2 separate regions of the Homo sapiens genome follow, and region 2 is linked to region 1. A link is an interaction called in ENCODE POLR2A ChIA-PET data of the cell type or tissue named here. Cell type or tissue: A673. All regions are shown on one strand. Links, peaks and the distances in the headings refer to the core of each region. The heading gives the core; the rest is flanking DNA. Region 1 holds the start of LOC105374134 (a long non-coding RNA gene). Region 2 overlaps TFDP2 (transcription factor Dp-2).

Region 1 (16,852 bases), core at 5,341-13,340:
CCCAGACTTTTCCCTCTTCAGCAGCACTGGAAATGACAGACACTCATCAATTGTATATTGTGAATGGTTACTAATTGACAGCTTTTCCTGGGGTCTTCCTGTCCCAAGAAAAGAGTCCTGGCTGCACTTGAGCTATTATTGGTTAAAACAATGAAAGTGCTCACAATAACAATGAGGAAAAAGTTACTGAGCCCGGAAAGAATGTAATCTGCAAATAATCCCCAGGTCTTTTTGGAGCAAACCAAAAAAGGCAGATTTTAAAAGCACTTTCCTTCTTCTGTCCTCAAAGGTAGGAAAACATAATGAATCACCATGACTTAGTTGCAGGGCTGGCATTGAAATGGCCATGTCCATAGCCCTCACCGCAAGGAACAGCAGAGGAAGTGGACCCACTTATGATAAAAGAGTCCTTCATTTCAAATCTTTCCCGTTCCCAGGCATAACCTACACTTAGAATTCTGAAAGAGAACATGGTCATTAAAGAACAAGACAGCTATAGGCAGATTTCAATCTTATAATAACATTTTTTTTTTTTTACCAGAAAGGAGCACCCCACCTCATGAATCATCCAACCACTATTCTTTGTTTGGCTTTTTCTCAGCTCGTTTCCTTTGTTCTATCAATCGCCAATTTTTTTTTTCTGCTTGAGGAAAAACCTTGCTTTGAGTTAATCCCCTGTCTCTGATGCCAAAACCCGCCAGCAACACAACCCACATGAGGTAGGGTGTGTCTTCATCATCAGTATTGCAAAGGAGTGGTGGTTAACATGTCCCATGACAGCTGGAGCAGTAAGCTGGGGACAGAGCACCTGGACACCCTTGACCTTCTCCCCAGCATGAGGGGGCAGTCACACAGCTCCCTTGCCATGGGGTAGTCTGCCAATTCACTCATTTCTAGTTGAAGCTGAGAAGGCAATTGAGGAAGGGATGTTAAGATAACAGGGGAGAGGGCCGGGTGCGGTGGCTCACACTTGTAATCCCAGCACTTTGGAAGGCTGAGGCAGGTGGATCACCTGAGGCCAGGAATTCGAGATCAGCCTGGCCAACATGGCGAAACCTCATCTCTACTAAAAATACAAAAAAAAAAGCTGAGCATGATGGCACGTGCCTGTAGTCCCAGCTACTCGGGAGGCTGAGGCAGGAGAATCGCTTAAACCCAGGAGACAGAAGTTGCAGTGAGCCAAGATCACACCACTGCACCCCAGCCTGGGCGGCTGAGAGAGACTCAGTCTCAAAATAATAATAATAATAATAATAGTAAAGATTATAGGGGAGAGATCACCCTAGACAAACCAACTAAATTTTCTTTACCTATTTCTATTTATTCTAGTGGGCTGTTCAGACAGATCTTAATGGTTATTCATTAAACATTATTATTTCTATCACTGTGTGCAATACTAGTCTTCAGCATCCCACATGAAAGGGCATTATGCCTGTTGATTATGGCTTGCTAATTCTTTTGTTAGGTGAGGCCTGCGGCTCTCAGGCTCAGAATCATTCCCAGGTTCTCCTCTTCATTCTTTTCTCTCCGTCTTTGCCATCATCACCATAGCATCATGTCAGTCCCTGCCCATTACTCTCTCCTCAGTGGTTTCATTAAAATTTCTCAATGTTCTTGAACATGGGTCAGCCATTTTTATATTTTCTGAAACTCCGAAAACTTTGAGCAAGGAAAAAAGCATTTGAAACACCTCTCGGAGATACAGGTGACCCTCACAAACATTCTGTCCTCTGCAGTGAATTCTAAGCAGGTGACAAAAGTTTGACTTTAAGGAGTATATAAATTATAAGCTAAATTTCAAAAAGATAAGTAAATCATCTTCTTGTAAATGGTCACTGTCATTGATAAATGTACCAGGCTGAAAAGCAGTAGAGGGAAAAGGAAAGCATGTGAACTCCAGAATCAGACCTGCCTGGGTTCAAATCTCACTTCTTTTACTAGCTATAGGTCCATGGCCAAATTACCTAAGGTCCCTCCATCTGCAAAATGGAAGTGAGCAAGGTAGCCCACCTCACAGGATTGTTGTGATGATTAACAATATTTTTATAATTAATTTAATAGTAAGAAATCAATTAAAGCATCGTATAAAATTGTCTGGCACATGGTAAGCCCACAGGAAGTGTTGGGCTTATTTCCAGAGGATTCTAAGATGCCAGGAGGATGTGAATGGTTTGGCTAAAAAAAGTCAGTTTTGTTCATGGGCTTTTCCCAGAAGATGAGTTCATCCTCACCCCCTTACATTTTTATATTTGGTGCCAACAAATCCTGGACATCTAGAGTTTGTGTTAAAAATTCTATCCTTATTCACAACAAACTTTAATTTTCAAAGTTTAGCCTAACATTATATCTAGGTTATAAAATTATATCTACACTCTAGGTTTCACTGGATGTGCTAAGACTCTTCCAGGTCAGTATTTCCAGGAATTTCCCTTTATTCTCCTGTGCCCCAGGCTTTGGAATGGTCTCTACTGGTCAAAAAGTAAAATCATGATTTCCACTTTTACCCACAGACATATGCCAAGTTTAAGATTTTCGCTGGGTACTGAAACACTCACACATACACGTACACACACACACACACACACACTCTTAAATTTGTATAATACTGGCCAATTCATAGAACACTTTCAAATATACTCTCCTTCAATCCTTGGAATAACACTTTAAAATAAGAAGAGGAGGGACCAGGTGCAGTGGCTCATGCCTGTAATCCCAGAACTTTGGGAAGCCGAGGCAGGTGGATCACTTGAGGTCAGGAGTTCAAGACTAGCCTGGCCAACATATGGTGAAACCCCATCTCTACTAAAAATACAAAAAATATCTGGGCGTGGTGGCGGGCATCTATAATCCCAGCTACTCAGGATTCTGGGGCATGAGAATCACTTGAACTGGGAGGCAGAGGCTGCAATGAGTGGAGATCATGCCACCGCACTCCAGCCTGGGCAACAGAGCAAGCTTATGTCTCAAAAAATAAATAAATAAAATAAAATAAGCAGAGCAGGTATTCTTACCTTAATTCCGTGTATATGGAACCCAACACTGAGACAAATTAAGTGACTTAATCATTCACCCACCGTTCACCAATGATGCTATGAATTTTCACACCTCTGAGGCTGGGCCTGTACTCACTCTTCTGCCTACCATGCCTCTCCTCTTCTTCAGAGGTCAGCTCAAATGTCACATTCTCTGTGAAATGCCTTCCCACTTCAGCCCGTGAACTACTCTTGCTGCATAGACCTCCCACAGTCTAGTCTCCTATTATAACATAGCTAGTCAGGGGTGCCCTGGACTCTAAGAGAGAAACACCCAGGTTTGAATGTCTAGTCCTCCCTTTGCTAACAGATGACCTTAGACAAGTTCCAACTCCATGCAGGCACTGTGCTTTCTTGAGTAAAATGAGGATATTTCTAACATTTATTGAGCATCAAAATATGTCAGGCACTTTACAAATTAGCTCATTTATTCCTCCTCAGAGCCCTAGAAAGAGGTGTTATGCTCAGTTTTATAGATTTCTCAGGCATGGACAAGTTTTGACCTCAGGCTATCTGACTCTAACAGATGGGAACTTCTTTCTAGATTATCCTCTGCCTTTTAAACTGGAATGATTATTTTGTGATCCTGGCCGCCCTGAGTTTAAATGCCCTGAGAGGCTTAAATGAGGTAAGTATGTTCAGCTTTGTGGCTCAGTAGTTGGGTAGATCTCCTTCTTTCTCTGCCCCATCACACAGTCTTATTGATTGTCAGCCACTAGAGTGGCCTATGAAAGCACAGACTCATAGGAGTCCTTGATATGCATCACAGATGTGCACCACAGAGATGCAATATTCAAGTCAACTCATGACTTACCTGGGAAAATGCTGGCCCTTTATCTTTTTAAACACATACAGACACAAGAGTACACAACTACACGCATACTGAAAAATGCACAAAACATAAGGATTCAGCTTAAATAATTGTTGTAAAGTAGAAATACATCTGTGTAACTACCTCTCGGGTCAAGAAATAGCTCATCACCAGCACCCAGAAGCCACCTCACACTCCTTCCCAATCACAGCCTCTATCCTCTCTTCTATCAAGCGTAACCACTACCTTGAATTTTATGGAAATCACAGCTTTACTTTTCTTTATAGTTTACCACCTAATAGGCATCCCTAAACACTTAGCATTATTGAACTTTTATATCGGTGGAGTCATACAACATGTGCTCTTCTGTGTCAGGCTTTTTCACCCAACATTGGGTTTGTGAGAGCCACCCATATTCTGTGTGATGGTAGCTTGGTTTTTTCATTGCTGTATAGTATTCCACTGGACAAATACACCACAATTTATTTATCTGTTCTATTATTGCTAGGTATAGAGATTGTTCTAATCTGGGTTGCTATGAATAGCAGTGTTTTGAAGACCTCTAGTCTACTGAATCTAGTGGTCTTTCTCACTATTCTAGAGGTGCTTTCTAACACTCTACTGTCCAGAAGCAATGCTTCCCCTACACACACACACTACCCCACCCCCACCGCCTTGTCTGCTGTCCAGCTTGGAAATGTTAAAACATTACCGTACAAGCTGGGAACCACAAGCTATTGAAGAAATTGGAGGTCAAAGATTTTCCGAAGACCTCCCTTCCTTTCTGCCTCAGATTTGACTTCTGATAACAATAGCGATAACAAAAACAGCAAAAAGAATACTTAAAAGTGTAATGAGAATTCTTATCCATTTACTCCAGGTCTGGTGCGTGGGAAATGGGGGAGAAGGTGCTGAGCTTACTGATATTGCCGGTAAGGCTGGGCCCAGGCTCTTAAAAGCCTCAAGCAGGGAAAGGGGTCCCACGTCTGCACAGGGGAGGTGACTAGAGAAGTGGCTGGCAGCACCCCCTGCTGTCTGCGCTTCTGCTTCTATGCAGGACCTGATCTATAGCCAGTTTTCAGATAATTTGGAGAGAAGGATGGTGAGGCCTGCAGCAAAGTGGCTTATTCTAACCACAGGCCCCCAAGCTGGCTGGGCTGGCCAGGCCATCAGCTTGCTTCATTGACCTGGCTCAGAGAAAGTGGGGCTGGGTGAGCTGAAGGTAGGGCCTCCTTTCCTGCTTATGCCAAAAGGTGCCTAAGTGAACTTTGCCCCAGTGGAGAGACTGTATCTGACCTAATGGGCTTCTCACTAAACATGCGGGTGTGAGTAGAGTAAGACTTCCCTGCAGGGTCCAAGCCAGCTTATGAGGCTCCCTCCTCAACCCAGGGCTTCCCAGCTCATCTGACACAGAAACCATCCCAGAAACCAGCTGCTACAGTTTATCTTGAACTTCCATTGTTACAATGTGCTGGACTTAAATTTTTTCAAAAATAGGCCGTTGTCAGGAACACAACTGGTACCGTGTTTCAGGAGGGCACTTTGGTAATAAGAATCAGAAGCCTGGAAAATGTCCTTTCCCTTTAACCCAGCAATGCCACTTCTAAGAAGCCATCCTAAGGAAATAATCAGACAATAGACACAAGAATATGCACCACAGTATTGTTTATAATATGGAAAACCTGGAAACAACCCAGACGGCCACAATAAGGAACCAGTTAAATAAATCTCTGTACTTCCTTATAGGAATGTTATTAAAGAATGTTTAATAGGCTGGAATGTTTACTCTACAATTTAAAAAAATTACAAAATGATATTTAATGATATGATTCCAAAGGAGCAAAGAGCCTGAAAGAATACATATCTTCATAGAAATATCTCTACAGATTAATATGTAGTTATAAGATTGGTATATACAATAAGTAATTTTTTTTTTTTTGAGGCAGAGTCTTGCTCTTTCACCAGGCTGGAGTGCAGTGGCACGATCTCAACTCATTGCAAACTCCGCCTCCCAGGTTCAAGCAATTCTAATGCCTCAGCCTCCCGAGTACCTGGGACTATAGGCGCATGCCACCACGCCCGGCTAATTTTTGTGTTTTTAGTAGAGACAGGGTTTCACCATGTTGGCAGGCTGGTCTCGAACTCCTGACCTCAAGTGATCCGCCCACCTCAGCCTCCCAAAGTGCTGGGATTACAGGTGTGAGCCACCGCACTCAGCCTATATATAATATTTTGAAAATTTTATTTATTTTATTATATTTTATTTTATTTTTTGAGATGGAGTCTCAGTCTGTCACCCAGGCTGGAGTGCAGTGATGTGATCTCGGCTCACTGCAACTTCTGCCTCCCAGGTTCAAACGATTCTCCTGCCCTCAGCCTCCTGTGTAGCTGGGACTAAGGCACCCGCCACCATGCCCGGCTAATTTTTGTGGGGTTTTTTGAGACAGAGTTTCGCTCTTGTTGCCCAGGCTGGAGTGCAATGGCGTGATCTCGGCTCACTGCAACCTCTGCCTCCCAGGTTCAAGCAATTCTCCTGCCTCAGCCTCCCGAGTAGCTGGGATTACAGGCATATGCCACCATGCCTGGCTAATTTTGTATTTTTAGTAGAGATGGGGTTTCTCCATGTTGGTCAGGCTGGTCTTGCACTCCCAACCTCAGGTGATCCTCCCGCCTCGGCCTCCCAAAGTGCTGGGATTACAGGCGTGAGCCACCGTGCCCAGCTGTTTTCCTGACTCTTACAGCTGAAGAAAGAGGCTCAAAATGGTTAAATCTGAAACTCTATCACTATTTTCTGGAATGCAAAATGGATCATCAGCATAAAGGGTCGTGTCCTTGACTGACGCCCTAGATCACTTTGTACAGTCAGTTCTCGGTCCCACAGGAGATTAGATTTGGAAGAAATTGTCAAGATGATGGTTTTCAACTCCCTCACAGTCCAAGAGTTCCCTTTGCTCCATGCCCAGATGTGGCCCTGCAGCTGCTTCTTGCACATGCCCAGCGACAGGGTCCCTGCTTCAGTTCATGGAGCTGAAATCTGCCCATGTACAACTTGAATTCCCTCGCCCCAGTTTCTCTTCTGTGTCCAAGTCCTATGGGTGGATCCTGGCAAACCCAGCAGGGTATGTGCCATCACGATGAAGGAAAAAGGAGTTAGGCCAGAGGTTGGATCAAGGATCAGGGTTTAAAAAAAAAAAAAAAAGTATCAGGGTTGAAAACCAGCTTCCAGATCTCAAACAGAAAATGAATCAGGTGGGCCAGGCATGGTGGCTCATGCCTGTAATCCCAGCACTTTGGGAAGCCAAGGCGGATCACGAGGTCAGGAGCTCAAAACCAGCCTGGCCAACATGGTGAAAACTCGTCTGTACCAAAAATACAAAAATTAGCCGAGCATGGTGGTGTGCGCCTGTAGTCCCAGCTACTAGGGAGACTGAGGCAGGAGAATCACTTGAATCCAGGAGGCAGAGGTTGCAGTGAGCCAAGATCGTGCCACTGCACTCCAGACTGGGCGACACAGTGAGACTCCATCTAAAAAAAAAAAAAAGAGCCAAGTGTGGTTGCTCACGCCTGTAATCCCAGCACTTTGGGTGGCTGATGCAGGTGGATCATGCAGTCAGGAGTTCAAGACCAGCCTGGCTAATATGGTGAAACCCTGTCTCTAATAAAAATACAAAAATTAGCTGGGCGTGGTGGCGCACACCTGTAGTCCCAGCTGCTCGGGAGGCTGAGGCAGGAGAATCACTTGAACCTGGGAGGTGGAGGTTGCAGTGACCTGAGATTGTGCCACTGCACTCCAGCCTGGACAACAGAGTGAGACTCTGTCTCAAAAAAAAAAGAAAATGAGTCAGGTGAACTAGAGATTGAAGAAATTACACACACACGCACACACACACACAGCAGTCTACAACTGGCCTGTGCGTTAGGGCAAGGATACTGGTGTTGGACTCCATCCAACATGTAGCCCTGAGTAATATAGTCTAGGTACTTGCTTGAATGGGACATGGGGAAGCCTTCAGGGGTACTGGAAATGCTCTGTATCTTGATCTGGGTGGCAGTAACAGAGGGATTTACATATGCAAAAGTTCACCAAACAACATATTTTAGACTGGTGTTCTGCACTGAATTTACAGTAAATACATATTTTAAAAGTCTAAAACAAAATAAAAATGATTCAAGAAAAAGAGGCACAGTTGCTGGAATGTGTGAGGGGTGAGAGGGGACGGGCTGCAGCGCAGAGGTTGGTTGGGTGGCTGCAGGAGCACATGGAGTGTCTTTTTTTTTTTTTTTTTTTTTTTTTTGAGACAGAGTCTTTCTGTGTCACCCAGGCTGGAGTGCAGTGGTGCAATCTTGGCTCACTGCAACCTCTGCCTCCCGGGTTCAAGCGATTCTCCTGCCTCAGCCTCCCGAGTAGCTGGGATTACAGTCATGTGCCAAAACGCCCGGCTAATTTTTGTATTTTTAGTACAGACAGAGTTTCACCATGTTGGCCAAGCTGGTCTTGAATTCCTGACCTCAAGTGATCCGCCCACCTCGGCCTCCCAAAGTGCTGGGATTACAAACGTGAGCCACCATGCCCGGCCTCGAGTGGCTCTTTTGATTGCTGATATCTTGTTAGAAACAGGCAGCTTAGGCAGAAGCTGATAAGGAGAAGCAGGACGGGGAGGAGGAGGGAAGGGTTGAAGAGGAGGGAAGGGTTGAAGAGAAGAGAAATTGGGAAACGGCATTCTAGAATGGAAATGGAGGAGGATTTCCAGCAGTACTAAAGAAAGGCCTGATGGTGATTCCTTTTCCATCCAGTTAACCTTTCTTGATCAAGGTGCTTTGAATCTTTTCCTTGCTAATTTGACTTGAATTAGCCATGAATTCCTATATAAAAGGAATTCAACATGTTTGCTAGTTAAAGTGAGGCAAGTAGCATGGTTCTGTGTGTCCACATTCAGCTGAGTACAGGTAGAAAAGCTCTGCCGCAGCTGTGGTTTTGCTAGGAGACACAGTCAAATGAGGCAGGGCCAAGGAATTGAGGGTGTACGAAGGAAGTAGAAAGTGGATGTTGAGGGCTGACGGGCAAGGAGGAGGGTGGGGCCGACACATGACTACAATTGCAGTATTAGAAGAAAGGAGCTGAAAATATAGCAGGCCAGGAGAGAAGGAGGATTGAATAGAGGTTATGGAGGAGGCAGAGCTATTGGTAATAACAATGTCTGACCATGGAGGGTGATAGTCAAGGTTGTGTACTGGTTCAAGCTAATTGCTATAACAAACAATCCCTCATTCTTAGTGGCTCAGCACATAAAGGTTTATTTCTTGTTCAAATCGCAACCCAAGGCTTGTTGGTGGGGTTGCTCAGGGTCAGCTCAGTCATTCAGGGTCCTGGGCTCTTTCCATGGTGGCTTGGACTGCATTGTTTAATACGGTAGCCACCAGCTACATGTGGTTACTAAACATTGGAAATGTGACTTGAGCAACTAAGAAACTGAATTTTTCATTTTAAAAATTTAAATTTTGGCCGGGCACGGTGGCTCAAGCCTGTAATCCCGGCACTTTGGGAGGCCGAGGCGGGTGGGTCACGAGGTCAGGAGTTTGAGACCAGCCTGGCCAACATGGTGAAACATCGTCTCTACTAAAAATACAATAAAATGAGCCAGGCATGGTGGCAAACACCTGTAATCCCAGCTACTGAGGAGGCTGAGGCAGGAGAATCGATTGAACCTGGGAGGTGGAGGTTGCAGTGAGCTGAGACCATGCCATTGCACTCAAGCCTGGGCGACAGAGTGAGACTCCATCTCCAAAAAAAAATTTAATTTAATATTTTGAAAGTATGTTTGGAACAATTTGGATATGTGCAACTACTTTATGAAGTTAAATACAGATTGGCTGTTCTGCCTATGGAGTAGCTATTCTTTCGTTTCTCTCAATAAACTTGCTTTCACTTTACTATAAAAAAATTAAATACAGATCAATTTTTTGTTGTGATTTTTTAAAGACATGAGGTCTCGCTCTGTGACCTGGGCTGGAGTACAGTGGCGCAATTACAACTCACTGCAGCTCCAACTCCTGGGCTCAAGTGATCCTCCCATCTCAGCCTCCCGAGTAGTTAGGAGTACAGGCTCACATCACCATCCCCAGCTAATTTTTTAAATTTATTTTTGTGGAGATGGGGGTCTCACTATGTTGCTCAGGCTGGTCTTGAACTCTTGGCCTTAAGTGATCCTCCTTGGCCTGCCAAAGAGTTGATATTACAGGTGTGAGCCACCATGACCAGCCCAGATCAAGTATTTTTGACGTAAACTTAACATTTGAATTGATAGGTGCTGTTAAGTGTAAATTACACACTAGATTTCAAAGACTTAATATGAAAAAAAGATACAAAATACCTCACTTATAATTTTTATATTGATAACATGTTGAAATGATATTTTTAATATGCTGGATTAAATAAAATGTACTATTAAAATTAATTTTACCTGTTTTTTGTTTTTGTTTTTGTTTTTGAGACAGGATCTCATTCTGTTGCCCACCCTGGAGTGCAGTGGTGCGATCTCAGCTCACTGCAGCCTCCGCCTCCCAGGTTCAAGTTTTTCTCCTGTCTGTTTCTGAGTAGCTGGGGTTACAGGCATGCACCACCACGCCCGGCTAATTCTTGTATTTTCAGTAGAGACAGGGTTTTGCCATGGTGGTCAGGCTAGTCTCGAACTCCTGACCTCAAGTGATCTGCCCGCCTCTGCCTCCCAAAGTGCTGGGATTACTGGTGTGAGCCACCGTGCCCAGCCATACCTGTTTCTTTTTGCATTTTTAAATATAGCTACTTGAAAATTTAAAATCACATATGTGACTTGGCTTCCATTTCTACTGGACTGCGCTGTTCCAGGGCCTTATAACACTCCATTGCATCCTCTCCATCTGGCTAGCAAATAATGAGAGAGCAAGCAGAGGACTGCAAATCCCTTTGTCCAGAACTCAGTCATGAAGCCATTGTTACAAAGGAGAAGTGCATATGTAGCCTGCCCGGAAAGGAGAGGAAACAGATTTGGTGAGCAATGAGCTGGCCTCCGGCACAGGTCCAGGGTAGAATGACAACATTGTTGGAGGTGAGGTGGTCAAGGCACTGGCAGGCGGGGCATTTGGAAAGACTGTTTGTGAAGTCACCAAGAATCTGAAGTGACAGGGAATGGAACTCTTCAAGGAATTCAGAGCAGTGACCCGAGTCTACAGTTGATTCAACAAAGCTGAATATTTAGTAAATATTCAGATGACAGCTTCAAAGCTGAAAGCTTTGAAGAAGAGAGGAATGGTGGTCTTGAAGCAGCAGTTGGGAGAAATGAGTATACCTCCTTCACCTCCAGGCCAGTGGTCCAAGATGAGTAGGGGAGAGAAGAAAGGCCCCATTTGAAAGGGTGTCTGGGGAAGAAGTGTCCTTATGGAGAATAGGTTTTAGTGCATGACCTTAACCAAGTTATTTAACCATTCTGTTTGAGGTTTCCTTGGTTTAAAATAGGGATAAGAATAACACTTATCTCATAAGGTTGTTGTATTAAATACTGAAATACAGATGCTCCTCAACTTATGATGGGGTTACGTTCCAATAAACTCATGGTAAGGTGAAAATATCATAAGTCGAAAATGCACTTAATACACCTAACATGCAGAACATTGTAACTTAGCCTAGCCTACCTTAAACGCAATCAACATTCTTACATTACCTGCAGCTGAGCAACACAGTTTATGGTGTGGCTGACAGGGACTGGCCCAGCTTGTCAAAAGAGTATCATACTGCTTTCTACTGAACGTATATCACTTTCATGCCATCTTAAAGGTGAACCATTGTCAGGGACCGTCTCTACCTGCAAAATATTTAGCATGTCGAAATGGCTATGTTAAATAATTTCCTGACATTGTACTAAAAGCACGCTGGTTTCTCCTTTGTTTTTTGTTGTTGTTGTTGTTGTTTGTTGTTGTTGTTTTTTGTTTTGAGACAGAGTCTCACTCTGTCATCCAGGCTGGAGTGCAGTGGTGCAATCTCAGCTCACTGCAACCTCCACCTTCCAGGTTCAAGCAATTCTCCTGCCTCAGCTCCCCAAGTAGCTGAGATTACAGGCACGTACCACCACGCCCGCCTAATTTTTTTGTTTGTTTGTTTAGATGGAGTCTTGCTCTGTTGCCCAGGCTGGAGTGCAGTGGCACTATCTCGGCTCACTGCAAGCTCTGCCTCCCGGGTTCATGCCATTCTCCTGCCTCAGCCTCCCAAGTAGCTGGGACTACAGGTGCCCGCCACCACGCCCGGCTAATTTTTTTTTGTATTTTTAGTAGAGACGGGATTTCACGGTGTTGGCCAGGGTATTCTCCATCTCCTGACCTTGTGACCCGCCCGCCTTGGCCTCCCAAAGTGCTAGGATTACAGGCATGTGCCACCGCACCCGGCCCTAATTTTTTGTATTTTTAGTAGAGACGGGGTTTCACCATGTTGGCCACGCTGGTCTTGAACTCCTGACCTCAAATCATCGACCCACCTCAGCCTCCCAAAGTGCTTGGATTACAGGCGTGAGTCACTGTGCCTGGCTTCTCCTTTGTTTCTGTCTTCTTCCTTCGCGTATTAATTTTCCTTTGTGTGTGCCTTCAATCTGGCGTTGCTCTTGGATAAATGAAGCAATTTATTAGCTTTGCCCTTATTCTAGGACATGATGCACTGGCAAAATTCACTGGGTCCATGTAAATTTATGTTGCCACTCAGAAGAAAGTGGTCAGCTTGGATGTAATGTGAAACTGATGTAATCTTAGATAATAGTTTGAGAAAGAAACACACATTTCTTCCTATAAATAGAATACAAATTTCATTTTCAAAAGGAAAAAGCTTTGTGTGTGAAGAGGGAAGTTCTGGAAGGAGGGTGTGGCTACTTTCCAGATTACAGTTGATACAATTGCACAGACTTTTTCTATTGCCTAATAGAGACTTGTCTATGAATGGCAAAATGAGGAATGATCCATTCTTTTACACCATTTCCAGAACAGTGCCCTGAGAATCAACTGCTTCTGTTAACGCTGTCTGTGGTAAGATGTCTACGCAGAAAACCCTAGGAATAACAATTAAGTTAGTGCTCTGTATTACGGTTTGCTTTCCAGAAGTGACACTCCACAAATCCCTCTCAAACCTCACACCAGAAACTCAAGAGCTCACCAGACCTTCCTCTGAAATATGACTGTGCCAGGGGCCTGATGCTGGGCAAAGGGTCGGGCTGGGGAAGGAGGCAGGTGATTCTTCTGTTCGCCATGGCTGGATAAAACCAGCACACCCCAGCCTCTCAGAAAGCTTCATCCTGTGCATAATTTGTAAAAATTGCTTAGTTACTTGGTCTTAGAGAGGGGAAATCTGATGCCTTGTGATGGAAATTTGGAGTTTCCATCCACGCCTGGCCTGCCGAGGAACTCTGCTGAGCAGTGGCTGCACCTGCCAGGTCTGCCTGTTAACCTCACCGGCGCTGCATGTCCGTATTTAAAAATTGGAACTGAATCTACAGCGCTCAAGGCATTTTCAGAACATGAAACATTTTTGATGTAATCATTTTTTAAAAGTTTCTGCAGGGCACAGTGGCTTGCATCTATAATCCCAGCACTTTGGGAGACTGAGGAGGAGGATCACTTGAGCCCAGGAGTTTGAGACCAGCCTGGGCAACATAGTGAGACGCTGTCTCTATGAAAATAAAAATAAAAAATTGTTTTCAAAGTTTCACTTACATGCTGCCTTTTTTTTTTTTTTTTTTTTTTTTTTTTACGGAGTTTCACTCTTGTTGCCCAGGCTGGAGTGCAATGGCATGATCTCGGCTCACTGCAACCTCCACCTCCCAGGTTCAAGCAATTCTCCTGCCTCAGTAGCTAGGATTATAGGCACCCACCACTACACCCGGCTAATTTTTGTATTTTTAGTAGAGATGTGGTTTCACCATGCTGGCCAGGCTGGTCTCGATCTCTTGACCTCAAATGATCTGCCCGCCTCAGCCTCCCAAAGTGTTGGGATTACAGGCGTGAGCCACTGTGCCTGGTCCACATGGTGCTTTATATCATCTTCACGTAGGTTCTCATCAAACCCCTGTAAAGGATGTTTTCTTGTCCTTGTTTTACAGATGAGGGAGTTGAGTCTTAGAGGATGGTGTCTCTCCTAAGGTCACATAGTCACACATAGTCATAGAAAGGCAGCAGAGGCTGGGTCATAAGGACCCTCTGATGTCACATCCTATGCTCTTGTACAACACCCATCCTCTCTTGTAATTAAAAACTAAACCAAACCAAAATGAAATTAAATACTGCTTCCTCATCTAGCTAATTTTGTCACAGAATCACTGTAACCAGTGATTTGGAGTAAATGGCACCTAGTTTCTCCACTGGGAGGCAGCCATAGCCACCAGTGGCTCCTGTGTTCTTCCAGATATATTCTGTGTGTAAAATTTTAGACGTGCACATCTAACGCAAATGCAAGCAAACTGCCCTGTAGGTGGTTTTTTTTCACTTTAGATTTTCTCAATGATTCTTCTGTATTAGTTATCAATAACTTAGAAGAGGGGAGTGGATTTCTGAGCCTGATCCTTACAACTTAAATTCAAGAGCCTAGCCATCATTCCCTCCGCCTTATACTGAAAACACCTACAGTAGTTCTCTATTACTTACAACATCCCATCTAAATGTTTAGCCAGGAATTCAAAGGCATATATAACCTGGCCATAAAACACCGAAGTTTATATTCCTATAATCCTATATAAAACTCTGTCCTCTCCTGCTAGTGCTCCCTATCCCATGGGCTGGGTACCACCCTCCCAACCCCATCTTCATATAATAAATTACCACCCAGTCCTCAAGGCCTTACTCCAACCCCATCTCTTTCAATGTAACTCCCAAGACCTCTACAGCTAGAAGGGCTTCCTTCCTCTTTAGAGTCTCAGTAGTGCTGATCGCTTGATAGTTAATATTTATTGTCAAATTATCTTTTTTTTTTTTCTTTTTTTTTAGACAAGATCTCACTCTGTCACCCAGGCTGGAGTGCAGTGGCCCAATCTTGGCCCACTGCAACCTCCATCTCCTGGACGCAAGTGATGCTCCCACCTCAGGCTACCAAGTAGCTGGGACCACAGGCACATGCCACCACACCCGGCTAATTTTTGTATTTTTTGTAGAGATGGGGTTTCACCATGTTGGCCAGGCTGGTCTCGAATTTCTTTTCTTTTCTCTCTCTTTTTTTTTTTTTTGAGATGGAGTTTCACTCTTGTTGCTCAGGGTGGAGTGCAATGGCCTGATTTCAGCTCACCACAACCTCCACCTCCCGGGTTCAAGCACTTCTCCTGCCTCAGCTTCCCGAGTAGCTGGGATTACAGGCATGTGCCACCATGCCCAGCTAATTTTTGTATTTTTAGTAGAGACGGGGTTTCTCCATGTTGGTCAGGCTGGTCTCGAACCCCCGACTTCAGGTTATCCACCTGCCTCGGCCTCCCAAAGTGCTGAGATTACAGGCATGAGCCACTGCGCCCAACCCTTTTTTTTTTTTTTTGAGACGGAATCTCATTCTGTTGCCCAGGCCAGGGCACAACAGTGCAATCTCGGCTCACTGTAACCTCTGCCTCCAGGGTTCAAGCGATTCTCCTGCCTCAGCCTTTGGGGTAGCTGGGACTACAGGCACGTGCCACCACGCTCGGCTAATTTTTGTATTTTTAGTAGAGATGGGGTTTCACCATGTTGGCCAGGCTGGTCTCAAACTCCTGACCTCAAGTGATCAGCCTGCCTCAGCCTCCCAAAGTGCTGGGATTACAGGCATAAGCCACCGTGTCCGGCCTGGTCTCGAATTTCTGAGCTCAAAAGATCCACCCGCCTTGGCCTCTTTGGTGCTGGGATTACAGGCATAAGCCATCATTCCTAGCCCTATTGTCCCATCATCTTAACAGTAAATATTTGTTAACTCAATGACTATTCCCAAATGGGTTATTTTTATTTTTTAGAGACAATGTCTCATTGTGTTGCCCAGACTGGTCTCAAACTCCTCTGAGCTGAAGTGATTCTCCTGCCTCAGCCTCCTGAGTAGCTGGAACTACAGGTGTGTGCCACCACAGCCTGGCACCAAATAGATTGTTAATCACTGAAGGTGTGCAACTAGTTCTTTATCTGACCTACACAGTGTGTTGGCTTGAAGGGGCATGAGCTGGTGAAGCAGTTTGGCTGTTTAAGTGAACAATGATGATTTTGGGGTGATTCTTTCTAAGAGCTAACATTGCCTGTGGCCCCCTGTTCTTTGGATTGCTACAAGAAGGGACAAATCAGATTTCTGTTGTACACAGTGATGTACTGTGCCGCTCTCAGGCAGACTGTGGCTGTCATCCTGCCTATCTGTCTTATGTTTTCTCCCCTTTTAATCATTTCTAGGGACTTACTGAGTCCAGTGACTTTGGTTCCTGTGCTTTTGTTTCCCCATGTGAAGAATTCTACTAGGATTAATAATTTCATTGGGGAACGGACACGGTGGCTCACACCTGTAATCCCAGCACTTTGGGAGGCCGAGGTGGGCAGATCACGAGGTCAGGAAGTTGAGACCATCCTGGCCAATCTGGTAAAACCCTTCTACTAAAAATACAAAAATTAGCTGGGCATGGTGGCACGTGCCTGTAATCCCAGCTATTCGGGAGGCTGAGGCGAGAGAATTGCTTGAACCAGGGAGTTGGAGGTTGCAGTGAGCCGAGATCGCGCAACTGCACTCCAGCTAAAAAAGAAAAAAAAAATCATTAGGGATATCGTAAGAAAGACTTTGAACATCAAAAAAGAAAAATGATTGTAGTTGATTGAAACACATCAAATCTCCAAAAATCCAAAGTCTATAACAGTAAGAGAAAGCTTGTGTGTCACCATTTGAAACAACTGTTTACTTTGAAAGTGGATAACGAGGGAGAAGTAGGCATTTATCCTGCCTTTGCAGTAGCAACTCTACTGCAGAAACCAAAATAATCCCAGATGACAGGGGAAAACTCTACATTTATACATTTAT
Region 2 (16,852 bases), core at 3,562-11,561, 130 kb after region 1:
TATATCTCATATATATGAGATATATATATATATAACATATATATATCTCATATATATGAGATATATATATATATAACCGGCCTAAATTTTGGTATTTCTATAAATCTTACTGAAACAGACCCAGTGTGGTGGCTCATGCCTGTAACCCCAGCACTTTGGGAGGCTGAGGCGGGTGGATCACAAAGTCAGGAGTTCAAGACCAGCCTGGCCAAGATGGTGAAACCCCGTCTCTACTAAAAATACGAAAAAACTAGCCAGGCATGGTGGCGGGTACTTGTAATCCCAGCTACTTGGGAGGCTGAGGCAGAGAATGGCTTGAACCCGGGAGGCAGAGGTTACAGTGAGCCAAGATCGCACCACTGCACTCCAGCCTGGCGAAAGAGTGAGACTCAGTCTCAAAAAACAACAACAACAAAAATCTTACTGAACTATTTCATGCCATTCTGTCATTTACTGATAAAATTAAGTATTACAGGCAGATTTGATTACTGTACTTGAAGCACCTAAAATTTAACTAGCTTCACTAGTGGATATTCCAAATTCGGGCTAAAATAAACAAACACAAAAAGACCCCTGACAGTTTATGTTTAGAGAGGCCTGAGTGTCAACAGTGAACTGCTGCCTGGCGTAAGTCACACACAGGGCAGGGAAGCTACTGTGGAGCTGAGATGATGGCAACAGATGGGACCATCTTAAGGCAGAGCACGTGGATGGCAACAAGCTAGGAGGTGAGAGAGGCTGCCCTGGCGTGGGCTCACCACACACCACTCAGAGGCACCACAATTAGAAAACACACTGACTCCAAAAGGCAGCAAGTGGAGAAACAGGGAAGGTAATGAAAACATCTCGGTATCTTTACCTGTAGGAGAAGTTCTTGCAGCTGGGCCCGCTTCTGCTTTATCCGTTCTATCCGCCTCTGCTTCTCTATCTTTAAAACATTGGTTACAAAATAATATGAACATAGGTAGACTATAAAATATCGTTCACTTTCCAGGTCCCTATTCTGAGATAACAATTTTCCCTAGAGAAACTGAACCCATTTTAACAATATGAATAAAGACAAATCATATCTTTGTAGGGGGCAGGGGCTGGAGTGAACAAGTAGACACAACATCAGATCTGTGGCAACTGTCATTAAAAATGAAATCATACACTTAATGAATACTTGTTAGCAGTACTTGTTGCAATTATTATTCAAGTTCTAATCAAAGTAATAGTACCACTTAGTTTATACTCACTCTATCTGCCAACACAAAAGTAAGCATTTTACACACATTATCTTAATTCACCTTCACAAAAACCTTATGAGTTAAGTCCTGTTGTTATCCACTTTGCATCGAAGGGAACGGAGGCATAGAGGGCTTAAGTAACTACCCAAGGTCACGCAGCTAGTGAATGGCAAGAGCCAAGATTTGAACCTAAATCCTCTGGTTACAGGGACTCTATTATTAATTACTTTGTTATATTACTCCTCTAAGAATAAGGCAAGATCTTATTTACAATTCCAGCTTAGCTGACTCTCCAATGAGGACAGCTGATAATACAGATATCTCACACATCATGGTAGGCTGGGTGTGGTGGCTCACGCCTGTAATCCCAACACTTTGGGAGGCCGAGGGGGGAGAATCACTTGAGATCAGGAGTTTGAGACCAGTCTGGCCAACATGGCGAAACCCTATCTCTACAAAAAATACAAAAGCCAGGTGTGGTGGCGCGCATCTGTAGTCCCAGCTAATTGGGAGGCTGAGACACGAGAATTGCTTGAACTTGGGAGGCAGAGATTGCAGTGAGCCAAGATCATGCCACTGCACTCCAGCCTGGACAACAAAGCAAGACCCTGTCTCAAAAAGAAAAAAAAAAAAAGAAACATGCTTATTGGACAAATTTTCCAGCTTCAAACTACTGCTTTTTTTCTCAATCTGATAACTACTCAGAGAAAACAGACATTAGGGTCTGAACTTCCTTGCAGTTGAGTTCCTCACTGTCTCCTTGGGCAAAAGCCAATGACATTTATTAAGAAAAGTTATGGCCAGGCGCGGTGGCTCAGCCTGTAATCCCAGCACTTTGGGAGGCCGAGGTGGGCGGATCACAAGGTCAGGAGTTCGAGACCAGCCTGGCCAAGAGACCAGCCTGGCCAATAAGGTGAAACCTCGTCTCTACTAAAAAAAAAAAAAAAAAAAAAAAAATTAGCCAGGCGTGTTGGCAGGCGCCTGTAATCCCAGCTACTCGGGAGGCTGAGGCAGGAGAATTGCTCGAACCCGGGAGGCGGAGGTTGCAGTGAGCCGAAGATTGCGCCACTGAACTCCAGCCTGGGTGACAGAGCAAGTCTCCAACTCAACAAAAAAAAAAAGAAAATTTATAGGAGCCCATTGGTTTGGACTGAGCTCCTGCACTAAGCTCAACAGACCAAACAAAAATGGAGTCACTCATGCTGAAATGCCACCAGGCCAAAACTGAGTTGTTTATCTGACCTAGGAAATCAGGAGAGAAAGAGAATAGCAAACTACCCAAACAGGCCAGTTGCAGCTGGCATAAGAGAGTCTTCTCTATTTTACCCTTACAAGGAAAGTGACATTGATATGTCCAGTCTGCTTTTTGTTCTGTTTCTGCCTCTATCCGCCTTTGCTGCTTCTCTATCTTTAAAACACTGAAGAATGTTCAACCTCTTCTGCTCAGCTTATAGGAATACTCATTCTACTTACTAGTGAGGTGTTGCCAGATTCTAGAATCACAAATAAAAGGCAATTAAGATCTTTAAACTAAATTTGTTACAATTTTGTCTTTCAATCATCAAATAAGACATTTTTCTTGTCTGCTCCAGCAGATTATCTCTTACTTGCTCCACATCCAGTCTAGTCTATACTAGCAGTTTCCATTCATGGTTCCTCTATCCACCACGTTTTACTTTTAAATTACTTAAGATTCACTGTAAAATCTGTGTGGCGTTCTGCATTTGAAAAGATGTTGTAGGAGCATCCCTTTATCAGAAGCTCTGACAAGCCAGGCCCCTTACCTGTCCCTCATCCAACCAGGTCAAGCTGCACTGATTGTACCTCTAAAACACCTCTCCAATCTCATGGCCGCTGCCGTAACTCAGACCATCTCTAATCCGCCTCCCCCATTCCATTTCCTTCCCTACCTGTTAATTTTATTTCCAACCCACTGGCAGAGTGATCCTTTAAAAAACATCCTATCAACCCTTCTCTTTGTAATTTATCAACTGCTTCCCTTTGTTTACAGGATCAGGTCTCCACTGCTTAACACTTAGATATCTATCCTCCTTTCTCCATGCCTGTTCCCTAGCCACACCCAGCTCCAGGCAAGCTTTCTCATGCCTGTCTCAGCCCATGTGGCACCTCTGCCTTGAAGGCCCTCCCCACCCTTATCCACTTGGCAGACTACTCCCACCTCATGCCTGAGCTCTGGGATTATCTCCTTGGTAAAGCCCTCCCTCAGCCCTCTTTGCAGAGAATCTGTACATTTCTTTCTTAGGAGTAATCACATTTTCGGTAACTCTTTTACATTTCTCTTCTCCCCGGTGAGAATGACAGTACCTTGGGGTCAGAGATTTGCCTTGTATAACCTGTGATTAAGCACAAGGTAGATGTGAATAGGGTTTTTTTGCTTAATGAGTCTTTGGTATCAGCTCAATATTACTGGTCATGAAAATGATGCTCAAATTCCACTCTATGAGAAGGAAGAAAAACAAGAAAAGGAGGATATTTCCACTGTAGCATATGAAAAATATTATATAGCTTCTGATGAATATCTGGTTTCTCTCTCCATCCATAAGTATAATAATACCAAATAACTGAATTGCTGGGGAGAAAAGACTGAGAAAAACAGGAAACCAATCTTAATTATCTCCCAAAGCTATGTGTATATATATATATATATATATATATATATATTTTTTTTTTTTAAAGATGGAGTCTTGCTCTTGTCGCCTAGGCTGGAGTGCAATGGCACCATCTCGGTTCACTGTAACCTCTGCCTCCCAGGTTCAAGCGATTCTCCTGCCTCAGCTTTCCAAGTAGCTGGGATTACAGGCGTCTGCCACTGGCTAATTTTTGTATTTTTAGTAGAGACGGGGTTTTACCATTTTGACACCCACCTCGGCCTCCCAAAGTGCTGGGATTACAGGCGTGAGCCACCGCCCCTGGCCCAGAAGCCATATTTAACCTCAGTTTACTCCATTTATGGCCATGATAGTAAAATTATGTCAAGTCAATTTAGAAACAGTATGTCAGGGAACATGCTCATTTAGGAAGAGTTTTCTATAATGCTTAAAGTTAACAGAACTTAAAATGCTTCTGCATACATCATTCCAAAATTCTATCCATTCTGGTAAAGACACAAATGAAACACTATTCATTCTGTTGCTACTATTTCAAAGTAAAAGTCTGACTTCCACAGCTATATTCAGAATATTGTGTAACCAATAAAGGAAATAAACAGCCGGCTTGATCCTTTTTTTTTTTTTTTTTTGGATACATACAGCAAGCATCTCATCAAATAAGATACCATTTCACCAAAAGTTTATTAGTAGAGTGCTCAGAATTAACTTAGGATGAAATAAAAATCTTCTCTAAGAAACAGTAAAATCAAATTGTTATTCAACTTTTATATCCCTCAGTTTCATCATTTGCAAATTAAACTGCAGACTATACCTATAAGGCGCCTTCCAATTCTAAAATTCTACAGTCTGTTAAAAAATGACATGGTATACATGAAAAATTGGAAATATTTTATATTAGAATTACATTTTTAAATTAAAATGCCTGTGATGTAAAATAATGCAAACAGCTATTCATAAACAGATTTTCTCACTTACCTCCAGATTCTGACATTCCTGAGCAGAATTGGTAGGCAGGCCAATCCACTTGATTTCTTTTTTTTCCTTTGAAATTATGTTCATTGCCATTAGCACATTTAAAGCATCATAAACTCTTCGCCTAATGTTCTTCTGATCATAAGCCTGCTAAAAAATATTTTCACTGAGTGATAAATCTTAAGGGTTAAGATACAGTCACATGATATGAATATATCAAATTAATATTACAACTTCAAAGTGCTGGAAGGATTCTATTTTTTTATTTAGCCAACTGACAAAAACATCCAAAAGAATTCTATATTCCGAGAAAATATCCTTCAAAATTAAAGATGAAATAAAAATACTTTCAAACAATATAAAACAAAATAATCTTAAAAATAAAGATCATGTTACCTGCAGATCTACACTGAAATATACTAAAGGGATTTCTTCAGGTAGAAGAAATATCATCTAAGATGGGAGCTTAGGTATGTAGGATAGAATGAAGACCAACCCAAAAAAGTAAATATGTGGGTAAATCTCAATTTTCACTGTATAAAACAATAATAATGCCTTATGGAGTCTAGAATACAGAACTTAATATACATGACAACAAATAGTATACATATTAACAGAAAAAGGTATTGGAGGTAAAGTGTTCTAAGCCCTTGCATTATCTGGGAGGATTTTAGACTTAAAAAAATCAAGGACATTTATTCAAGTTCTGGGTAAAACTGTGCTTCTCAAAATGTGTTCCTTGACCACTGCTGATCTGCAAACTGTCTCCAATCTACAATGGGACTAGGAACTTGTACCAAAATATAATCCTCTATATGACAAGGGACACTGTTCAGTTCAGCTGACCATTTTTCTTCTTCTTCTTTTTTTTTTTTTTTTTTTTTTTTGAGACAGTGTCTCGCTCTCTCGCCCACACTGGAGTGCAGTGGCGCAATCTCAGCTCACTGCAACCTCCACCTCCCGGGTTCAAGCGATTCTTCTGCCTCAGCCTCCCAAGTAGCTGGCACTATAGATGCACATCACCACGCCCAGCTAATTTTTCTATTTTTAGTAGAGACGGGGTTTCACCATATTGGCCAGGCTGATCTTGAACTCCTGACCTCATGATCTGCCTGCCTCGACCTCCCAAAGTGCTAGGATTACAGGTGTGAGCCACCATGCCCGGCCTTTTTCTTCTATTTTTTGATAGTAAGACTTAATCAAGGAAACCATGTTGGTTTACATTGTGGAACAAGGTCCTCAGGAAATGCAACGATAATAAAGGATGGTGGAGAACACTGAATCCACCTAAATATAAAACTAGATCTAAATAAGTGGGGGATTTAAGTTATAGAACTGAATGTAAATACTAGAAATCTTGACAATGGGCCAGGAGTGGTGGCTCATGCCTGTAATCCCACCACTTTGAGAGGCCAAGGTGGGCGGATCACCTGAGGTCAGGAGTTCAAGACCAGCCTGGCCAACATGGCAAAACCCCATCTCTACTAAAAAATACAAAACTTAACTGGGCGTGGTGGCGCATGACTGTAATGCCAGCTACTCAGGAGGATGAGGCAGGAAAATCGCTTGAATCCGGGAGATGGAGGTTGCAGTGAGCCAAGATTGAGCCACTGCACTCCAGTCTGGGTGACAGAGCTAGACTCTGTCTCAAAAAAAAAAAAAAAAAGAAATCTTGACCCTGTAGAAACAATGATACTGTAACAACAAGTACTGGGAGGAGGCAATGTGATAGGTATGCCAATTTCCTCTTTTTGATATTGGAAGGGATATGGATGTTGTTCAAAGCAGATTAAATAATAATAAAGGGTTCAGCACAATCTATTTATTTAAAGTAATAAAAACAACTATTTTTCCGAGACAGAGTCTTGCTCTGTTGCCCAGGCTGGAGTGCAGTGGTGAGATCTCAGCTCACTGCAACCTCCACCTTCTGGGTTCCAGTGATTCTCCAGCCTCAGCCTCCCGAGTAGTTGGGATTACAGGCGCCCACCACCACACCCAGCTAATTTTTGTATTTTTAGTACAGACAGGGTTTCATCATGTTGGCCAGGCTGGTCTCCAACTCCTGACAGTGTGATCCGTCCACCTCGGCCTCCCAAAGTGCTGGGATTATAGGCGTGAGCCACTGCACCCGGCCTATAGTAGTAGTATTATTCTTTTTAACAAATATACTAATATATCTAATCTGAGTCCCATGGTAGAAGAGAAAAATGGAAGACAGAAAAAAACATATGTTTTTCTTCATAACCAATAGATACTGTCTACAGGTGGTAACTCAAGGAACTTAAGTTATAAAGGTAACCAACTGAAGAACTGAGACTACAAGCATTCTAAATTATCAGAAAAATAACAAAGCAGTGAATAAAGAGAAAAAAACTCAACCTTTGTTTATATCCTGGGAAGGTGGTGGTGATAGGGTATTAGTAAAAATGTATTTTAGATATTGAAAAGTGCTAAGAAGAAATGCTTCATTGTGGTGACAGGTGAGTGAAGATCACAAGGCAGGGAGAGAGAAGCCATATGAATACCTAGCAAAGACTGCTCTAGGCAAAGCAGTGTAATGGCCTGATCAGGGACAAAACATGTAGCTGGAGCATAGTGACATGTGGCTGGAGGGTAGTAAATGAGACAGTGCATAGCAGAAGACGAGATTAGTGAGGTAATGGTGGGCAAGCTCACAAAGGGGCTTGCAGATCATTGTGAGAACCATGGCTTTCACTCAGAAACAGAATGCTATAGACTTTTTTTTTCAAGTGCCTAGAGAACATGAAAAGAAAAAGAAAATCACATATAATGGCTCCCAAGGAAAATCTCAATGTAATCCAAAAAAAAAAGGGAAATAGTTCAAATCATATTCTCTGGACAAATTAAGTAATAAAAGTAAAACTTTAAAGCAACAAACAAAACTTGGAACTATAAGAACTCTTTCTAAGGCAATCCTTAGGTCAAAGAACAAATTAAAACCAAAATTAAAGAACATCTAAAGAATAATATATCAGAATCAATAGGATAGGGCTAAATCAGTGCTCTAGAGAAACAGTCATAGCCATATATATATATATATATTTTTTTTTTTTTTTTTTTTTTCCCCCCAAAGAGACGAAGTCTTGCTTTGCCGCCCAGGCTGGAATGCAGTGGCATGATTGAATTCCTGGGCTCAAGCAATCCTCCTCAGCCTCTGGAGTAGCTGGGACTACAGGTTTGTGCCACTGCACCTCGCTAATTTAAAAAAAAAAACTTTTTGTAGAGGTCAGGCATGGTGGCTCATGCCTGTAATCCCAGCACTTTGGGAGGCTGAGGCTGGAGGATCACTTGAGTCAAGGAGTTCAAAATCAGCCTGGGCAACATAGTGAGACCTCATATCAAAAAAAAAAAAAAAAGATAAAGAAATAAATTTTTTTTCTGTAGAGGCAGAGCCTTGCCATTTTTGGTCCCAGCTACTCAGGATGCTGAGGCACAAGCATCACTTGAACCTGGGAAGTAGAGGTTTCATTGAGCCGAAACTGCACCACTGTATTCCATTTATTTGAGACTCTGCCAGACAACTGAATTTTTTATAAACATATTTATGTATTCCTTTTCCAATTAAAAATAAAATTTTCTTGTTGACTTAGACATTGAAGAAACAATAAGATTCAGAAACAATAAAAAATTATTGGATAGGCGACCAATTTTTTTTTTCTTTTTGAGACGGAGTCTCACTCTGTCGCCCAGGCTGGAGTACAGTGGTGCGATCTTGGCTTACTGCAACCTCCGCCTCCCAGGTTCAAGCAATTCTCCTGCCTCAGCCTCCTGAGTAGCTGGGATTACAGGCACATGCCACCATGCCTGGCTAATTTTTTGTATTTTTAGTAGAGACAGGGTTTCACAGTGTTAGCCAGGATGGTCTCGATCTCCTGACCTCATGATCCACCCACCTCAGACTCCCAAAGTGCTGGGATTACAGGCGTGAGCCACCGCGCCTGGCCAAATATTTTTTAAATGTTAAAAAAAAACAAAAAAAAACAAAAAAAACAACTAAGGCTGGGTACAGTGGCTCACGCCTGTAATCCCAGCACTTTGGAAGGCCAAGGCAGGTGGATCACCTGAGGTCAGGAGTTTGAGACCAGCCTGGCCAACATGGTGAAACACTGTCTCTACTAAAAATACAAAAATTGGCTGGGAATGGTGGTGTGCGCCTGTAATCCCAGCTACGCGGGAGGCTGAGTCACAAGAATAGCTTGAACCTGGGAGGCAGAGGTTGCAGTGAGCCGAGATCGCGCCACTGAACTCCAGCCTGGGCGACAGAGTGAGGTTCCGCCTAAAAAACAAAAAAAAAGGAATTCCCTCCAAAATAAAACTCAACAACAACAAAAAATCCCCCAAAATAAAGGATAAAACCCTCAAGTATAGTCGTGATTCCTCAAATCTATAACAAAGATAACACAAAGAAGTAGCATCATCCATCAAAATCAATGTCAGGTTCATGATTTACATACCGAATCAGCAGCCAAATGGTTATTTGAATTGGTGAACTCTGACACCAGCTCATCAGCGACTTCATTGTACGATGTTGTACCTTTTCGTTGAACTTTCTCACACACTTTCATTGAAAAGTGTCTCAAGCCTTTCCCATTTTTATCTCCTTTTTTGCTTCGTTTACTAGAAGGGAAAAAAGTTTTTTTTACTCCATTATACATATTAGAGACTTTCTTTACAAATCTCTGTAAGATAATGCAAGAAGACAGTAATTTAAGTTTTACTTCAAGTGTCAAAAATTTAAATTGAATAGAGATGAGAAAATGTTTATTTAAACTTACTTTTTGCCTTAAAGGTCTAATAAAGTATAAAGTTAGAGTGTTTTTCTATGCACAGCATTTATTTATTCAACAAATATTTATTGACCAGTTACTATTCTATGCCGGATACTGTTATTGACACTGAGAATAAGTCAGTGAAAAAACACAAAAACTCTGCCCTTGTACAGCTAACAGACTTATCTTTTCCTACTCTATGTAGATTATAGTTTTTTACTGAAATTAAAACTATAGTCATTTGCCACATAAGGACATTTCAGTCAATGATGGGCCGCATATACAACAGTAGTCCAATAAGATTACAATGGAGCTGAAAAATTCTCATTGCCTAGTGATGTAACCATCGTAATGGTTAATGTGAGTAATAATGCATTACTCACATGTTTGTGGTGATGCTGGCAAACAAACCTACTGCTCTGCCAGTCCTATAAAAGTCTAGCACATGCAATTATGGACAGTACATAATACTTGATAATGATAATAAATGACTATGTTACTGGTTTCTGTATTTACTAAACTATACTTTTCATCATTACTTTAGAGCGTACTTCTTCAAATTATAAATTAAAGTTAACTGTAAAAAGCCTCAGGCAATCCTTCAGGAGGTATCCAGAAGAACGCATTGTTATCACAGGAAATGACAGCTCCATGTGTGTTACTGCCCCTGAAGACCTTCCAGTAGGACAAAATGTGGAGGTGGAGGACAGTGATATTGATGATCTTGACCCCCCTGTAGGCCTAGGATAGTGTGTCTCAGTTTCCTTTTTTGGAGAGAGAGTTTCGCTCTATCCCCTAGGCTGGAGTGCAGTGGTGTGATCTCAGCTCACTGCAACCTCCGCCTCCCAGGTTCAAGCGATTCTCCTGCCTCAGCCTCCCGAGTAGCTGGGATTACAGGTGTGCACCACCACACCTGGCTAATTTTTGTACTTTTAGTAGAGACGGGGTTTCATCATGTTGGCCAGGCTGTTCCAGAACTCCTGACCTCAGGTGATCTGCCTGCCTCGGCCTCCCAAAGTGCTGGGATTACAGGCGTGAGCCACTGCGCCTGGCCCTCTGTCTCAGTTTTCTGTTTTTGGGTTTTTTTTTTTGGATTCAGGGTCTCACTCTGTTGCCCGGGCTAGAGTGCAGTGGTGCCGTCATGGCTCACTGCAGCCTAAACCTCCTGTGCTCAAGTGATCCTTCCACCTCAGCCTTCCAAGTAGTTAGAATTACAGGTGCATGTCACCATGCCTCGCTAATTTCTTTTTTGTAGAGACAGGGTCTCATTATGTTGCCCAGGCTGCTCTTGAACTCCTGACCTCAAGTGATCCCTCCCATCTCAGCTTCCCAAAGTGTTGGGTTATAAGTGTGAGCCACCCTGCCCAGCCACGTCTCAGTGTTCAACAAAAAAGTTTCAAAAGTAAAAAAAAAAAAAAAAAATTAGAAATTAAAAAACAAACAGAAAAAAGCTTATGGAATAAGGATATAAAGAAAATATTTTTGTACAGCTGTACAATGTGTAATGATTAATCAGGGTAATTGGGGTATCCGTCATCTCAAGCCTTTATTGTTTCTTTGTATTAGGAACATTCCAATTCCATTCCTCTAGTTACTTAAAATATACAATCAATTGTTGTTAACTACAGCAACCTATTGTACTACCAAATACTAGATATTATTCATTGTATCTAAGTGTATTTTTGGACCCATTAATATGTTTGTGTTTTTTTTGTTTGTTTGTTTTGAGAAAGAGTCTCACTCTATCCCCTAGGCTGGAGTGCAGTGGTATGATCTCAGCTCACTGAGAAACCCGGGTTCAAGTGATTCTCCTGCTTCAGCCTCCCGAGTAGCTGGCATTACAGGCGCCTACCCCCATGACTGGCTAATTTTTGTAGTTTTAGTAGAGATGGGGTTTCACCATGTTGGTCAGGCTGGTCTCGAACTCCTGACCTCAAGTGATCCATCCGCCTTGGCCTCCCAAAGTGCTGGGATTACAGATGTGAACCACTGCTCCTGGCCAATATTGTTTGTGTTTTAAGTCAAGTGTTACTACACGAGTAAAACAGTTTGAGAACATTAAAAAGTTTATAAAGTAAAAAATTTATAGTAAGCTAAGGTTAACTTATTATTGAAGAAGAAAAAAATCTTTTTAAAATAAATTACTGTAGCCTAAGTATACAGTGATTATAAAGTCTAAAGTAGTGTGCAGTAAATTCCTAGGCCTTCACATTCACTCACCACTCACTGACTCACCCAGAGCAACTTCCAGTCCTGCAAGCTCCATTCATGAAAAGTGCACTATAAAGGTGTATCATTAAAAAAAATCTTTTACAAGGTATTTTTACTCTACTTTTTTCTATGTTTAGGTATGTTTAAATACACAAATACTTATCACTGTGTTACAATGACCTATAGTATTCAAACCAGTAACATGCTGTGCAGGTTTATAGCCTCGGGGCAATAGGCTATACCAAGTACCTAAGTGTGTAGCAGGCTATACCACCCTGGGTTTGGGTAAGTACATTGATGATGTTCACACAACGATGAAATCGCCTAATGAAGCCTTTCTCAGAACATAGCCCCTCATTAAGTGATGTGGGACTGTGAATATATTTACTGATAAATAATTTACATGTTCTATGTTATGTACATAGAAAGAGATACTAAACATGCAGTTTTAAAAGGAATATGAGAAAAGGATATCTACTCTCCTTTCCCTACATTCCCAAAGAGTTGTGTATGCATCCCTTGTGATAGTATAGGACAGCATACTTATCTTACCTCACAGACTACTTATTTGAAATAATGTGAAATCACTAAAATATATTGAATGGTATTAAGTAGTGGAGTAGAATGGTGACATTTTCAGTTAGGCAGACATTCTCACTGCAAAGCAGATTTTGGAATCAGAATTAGTAACAGTAGAAGTGAAATTTATGAGGCAAAAGCAGAGACACAAAGACCAACTGAGAGGGTATTGCAATAGTCCAGGTAAGAGAATATGAATCCCCAAACTGGAGCTGTGGTAGGGCAGGAGATAAAAAGATGGATTTACAAAATTTTAAAAGACAAAAAATCAATAAAATTGTCTGAAGTGGAGGGTAAGGAAGAGAGGAATAGTAGAATGACCTCTAGAAAGAAGGGTCATTTACTGAGATCGAAGAGATGAATTAAATTTATGAGTTGCATTTTAAACCTCCTAATCAGCACTGTCCAATACCCCTAGGCATAACTCACATGTGGCTATTGAATACTTGAAATGTGGGAAGTGTGAATTGAGATATGTCGTAAGTTTAACACACTGGATTTTAAATACTTAATATAAGGAATGAATGTAAAATACCTCACTAGTGATTTTTATATTTAATTACACACTGAAATACAATATTTTGGATATATTGGACTAAATTAAAAATATTAAAATTAACTTCAGATATTTATTTTCTTTTAAAATTTCTATTGGGCAGAAATAATGTTGTGTATGGGATTATATAGCCAGGAAAAGAACTGGTTAATGGCTTAAAGTAAATAAATTTCTCAACTTAGTGGTTATATGCTTTTTTCTTCTTCTTTTTTTTTAAAAGACTACTCAAGTAGTCTTTACCCCCTACTCAAGTAGGGGGTAAAGTGTAGAACAAGGAGTTTGATCTGTGTTCAACTGATTGTGAACCATCAATTGAGATAACTCACTACCTTCAGGCCAGCCAGTTACATACTTTTGAAAAGCCAAGAGTGAAGCAGGGTTGTTTTTCATCCAATTCTTGGTCTTTTTGTTAAAGGCAGCAATAAGATAGGGTGGTTTCGGGCAATCACTTAGCTAATTGGCTCTCTATAGTCATACCTGGATAATATTTGTAGTCATACCTGGATAATATTTAAAGGAAGAAACTAAACATAGTCCTTAAGTAGGAACAACTACAATTTTAACAACTATTATAAAACAGTGATGGCTATACTCTTGAAATGTAGATACAAGCCTACATGTAAGAGTTTTATAAAATCAGTTCAGTGCATAAATTGATAATAAACTTGAAGAAAACTTGGTTAAATATCAACATTAGTAAACTATCAGATACATATTTTGAGCAGTTTACTCGATTTAACTCTGATCCACAGTCCTTCATCTGAAAAATGCAGAATACACATCTCACAAGTTGTGAGGATGAAATGCATATAACATATGGTACACTACAAGTGATCTTATCCCCTTCATGAGCTGCTAGAATTTTCATAAGCAATATAAAACCAAAGGGCACTATTCAACAATGGCTGGATCAAGAAATTAAGCTTATTATTTGGAAGGTTAATAGAATATCATGCCAAAACTCAATTAACATCAACATTAAAATTCAACAAAGGAGGTTAAAAGAGTCAACACCTGCCATACACAGATGAGAGATTTGGTCCTGCAACCAATCCAGTAAGCCACTTTGAAAGTTAAGCAAAAAATGTCTCTAGTTAAAGAACACTAAAAGGCAAAAGGCTATATAAAGAATTACAACAAAAAACGAAACAACTCAATTCAAAAATGGGCAAAGGGCCAGGTGCAGTGGCTCGTGCCTGTAATCCCAGCACTTTGGGAGGCCAAGGCAAGTGGATCACTTGAGGTCAGGAGTTAGAGACCAGCCTGGCCAACATGGTGAAACTCCATCTCCACAAAAAAATACAAAAATTAGCTGGACGTGGTGGTACACATCTGTAATCCTAGCTACTTGGGAGGCTGAGGCATGAGAATCACTTGAACCTGGGAGGCAAAGGTTGCAGTTCACGCCATCACACGCCAGCCTGGGAGTGAGAATGTCTCAAGAAAAAAAAAAAAAAAGGGCAAAAGACTTAATAGTCATTTATCCAAAGAAGATATACAAATAGCCAAAAAGTACATGAAAAGATGCTCAACGTCACTCATCATTAGAGAAATATAAATCAAAACCATAATGAGATGCCACTACATACCCATTAGAATGGCTATTAAAAAAACAAAAACTGAAAACGAGAAAGTGTTGGAGAGGATGTAGAGAAACTGCACCCATTATGCACTGCTGGTGGAAATATAAAATGATACAGCCACTGTGGAAAACAATATGGCAATTTCTCAAAAAAAGTAAACATAGAATTACCATATGATCCAGTAATTTCACTTTTGGGTATACACCCAGATGAATCTGAAAGCAGGAACAACAGATATTTGTACACCCATGCTCATAGCACCATTATTCACAATAGGTAAAATGTGGAAGCAACCCAACTGCCCACCAATGAATGGATAAACAGATAAAATGTGGTATATACATATAATGAAATACATTCATCCTTAAAAAGGAATAAAATTCTGATACATACTACACTACAGATGAACTGTGAAGACATAAGTGACATAAGCCAGACATAAAAAGATAAATATTGGGTTGGGTGTGGTGGCTCACACCTGTAATCCCAGCACTTTGGGAGGCCGAGGTAGGCGGATCATGAGGTCAAGAGATCAAGACCATCCTGGCCAACGTGGTGAAACCCCGTTTACTAAAAATACAAAAATTAGCTGGTGTGGTGGCGCGTGCCTGTAGTCTCAGCTACTTGGGAGGCTGAGGCAGAAGAACTGCTTGAACCCAGGAGGCAGAGGTTTTAGTGAGCCGAGATCACGCCACCGTACACGCCTGGCGACAGAGCGAAACTCCGTCTCAAAAAAAAAATAAAAAGATATTGTATGATTCCACTTATATGAAATCAAATTATAGTCAAAATCATAGAAAGTAGAACAGAGGGATTGTGGGGGAGTGGTAAATGTAGTGTTGTTGCTTCATGGGGACAGAGTTTCAATATGGGATGATGAAAAAGTTCTCAAGATGGATAGTGGTGATAGTTGCCCAACAATTTATTATTTCTCCATGGTTCTTTTGGTTTTGAACTGACTTATGTTTTGTTGTCTTTGATGCTTAAGTTTTGATGATTTCATGGCTTTATTAGCCAGTGTATTTCTGCAAATAAGATGCTGTAGTTTATGTATTATGTATTTCATCATCAATTATGGCTACAAAACCAAATTCAATATGAGAGGGGGTCATGTTTCTGAGCAAAACTAATACAAACTCTATTGTATTCATTTTACTGTTCTTCTTCTTTTTTTTTACATTGCTCCTTGTGGAGCAGGACTACCCCATAGGCAACGTGCCCAGAGTAGCCTGTTCTTCATTCTTTAAGTTACTTCCATTGTCACATCTGGTTAACTACTACTGCTGCCACCTTCAGAATAGGTATGCCTTTTCTTGAAAAAAATAGTTCAGGATGCTTATCTCACCATTAGAAAATGAGGATTAAAATAAAAGTTTACTTTTCTAATTTAGCTGATAATTTTAAATAATAAACCCAGGCTTGTTTGAAAAATTAAAATAACTGTAAAAATGTTATAAAAATAAATGTCAAAAATCCCTATTTTGGCCAAGCACAGTGGCTCAAGTCTATAATCCTAGCACTTTAGGAGGCCGAGGCAGGCAGATCGCCTGAGCCCAGCATTTCAAGACCAGGCTGGGCAACATAGTGAGACCTCATCTCTACAAAAAATGTAAAAATTAGTCAGGTGTGGTGATATATGCCAGCTACTCAGGAGGCTGAGGCAGGAGGATTGCTTGTGCCTAGGAGGTCAAGGCTGTAGTGAGCCATGACTGCGCCACTGCACTCCAGCCTGGGAGACAGAGCAAGACGCTGTCTCAAAAAAAAAAAAAAAAAAAAAAAACACCTATTTTTTCTTCATAGATTTTCTATATGCTTCTGGGTTACATTTGACAAATTAACCTTAATAAAAATTAACTCAAAGCAAAGACCTAAATGTAAGAGCTAAACCTATCAAACTCTTAGAAGAAAACGTAGGTGTTAAGTCTTTGTGACCTTGGATTAGGCAAAGATGTTTTAGATATATGACACAAAAGCATAAGTAACACAAGAAAAAAATAAGTTAATTAAACATCAAAATTAAAAACATTTGTGCCTCAAAAGACACCATTAAGAATGAAAGGTCAATTCACAGATTGGAGAAAAACTCTGCAAATCATGTATTTAATAAGGGATTTCCATCTAGAATATACAAGGAATGCAAATCAAAATGCTTTGAGTTAATTTTTATTAATGAGGTACCATTTCACAAGAAGTGTTAGCAAAAACGTGGAGAAACTGGAATACTCATACATTGTTTATGGGAATGTAAAACGGTACAGCCACTTTGGAAAACAGTCTAGCCATACTCAAAAGGGCTAAACAA

What was found. Peaks named below come from ENCODE experiments on the same cell type or tissue, not always from the same donor. Only the 100,000 strongest peaks of a DNase experiment are listed, where the experiment ranks them.
Region 2: POLR2A ChIA-PET joins it to region 1 with 15 read pairs; 3 of 35 experiments call an interaction of 5 or more read pairs at or near these places.

What each region holds. Positions count from the first base shown.
Region 1 is chr3:141,840,738-141,857,589 of GRCh38, forward strand. LOC105374134 (a long non-coding RNA gene) reads left to right here and starts at 10,812. Exons shown (of 3, transcript XR_924551.3): 1 at 10,812-10,928. RefSeq lists cis regulatory regions at 7,971-8,115, 8,263-9,122. In A673, for the core only: no CTCF peak of the experiment used is centred there; no DNase peak of the experiment used is centred there.
Region 2 is chr3:141,969,214-141,986,065 of GRCh38, forward strand. It overlaps TFDP2 (transcription factor Dp-2), which reads right to left. Exons shown (of 13, transcript NM_001178139.2): 7 at 9,307-9,469; 8 at 4,835-4,978; 9 at 860-928. Among named protein-coding and RNA genes, the nearest start is that of ATP1B3, 100 kb to the left of the region's middle. In A673, for the core only: no CTCF peak of the experiment used is centred there; no DNase peak of the experiment used is centred there.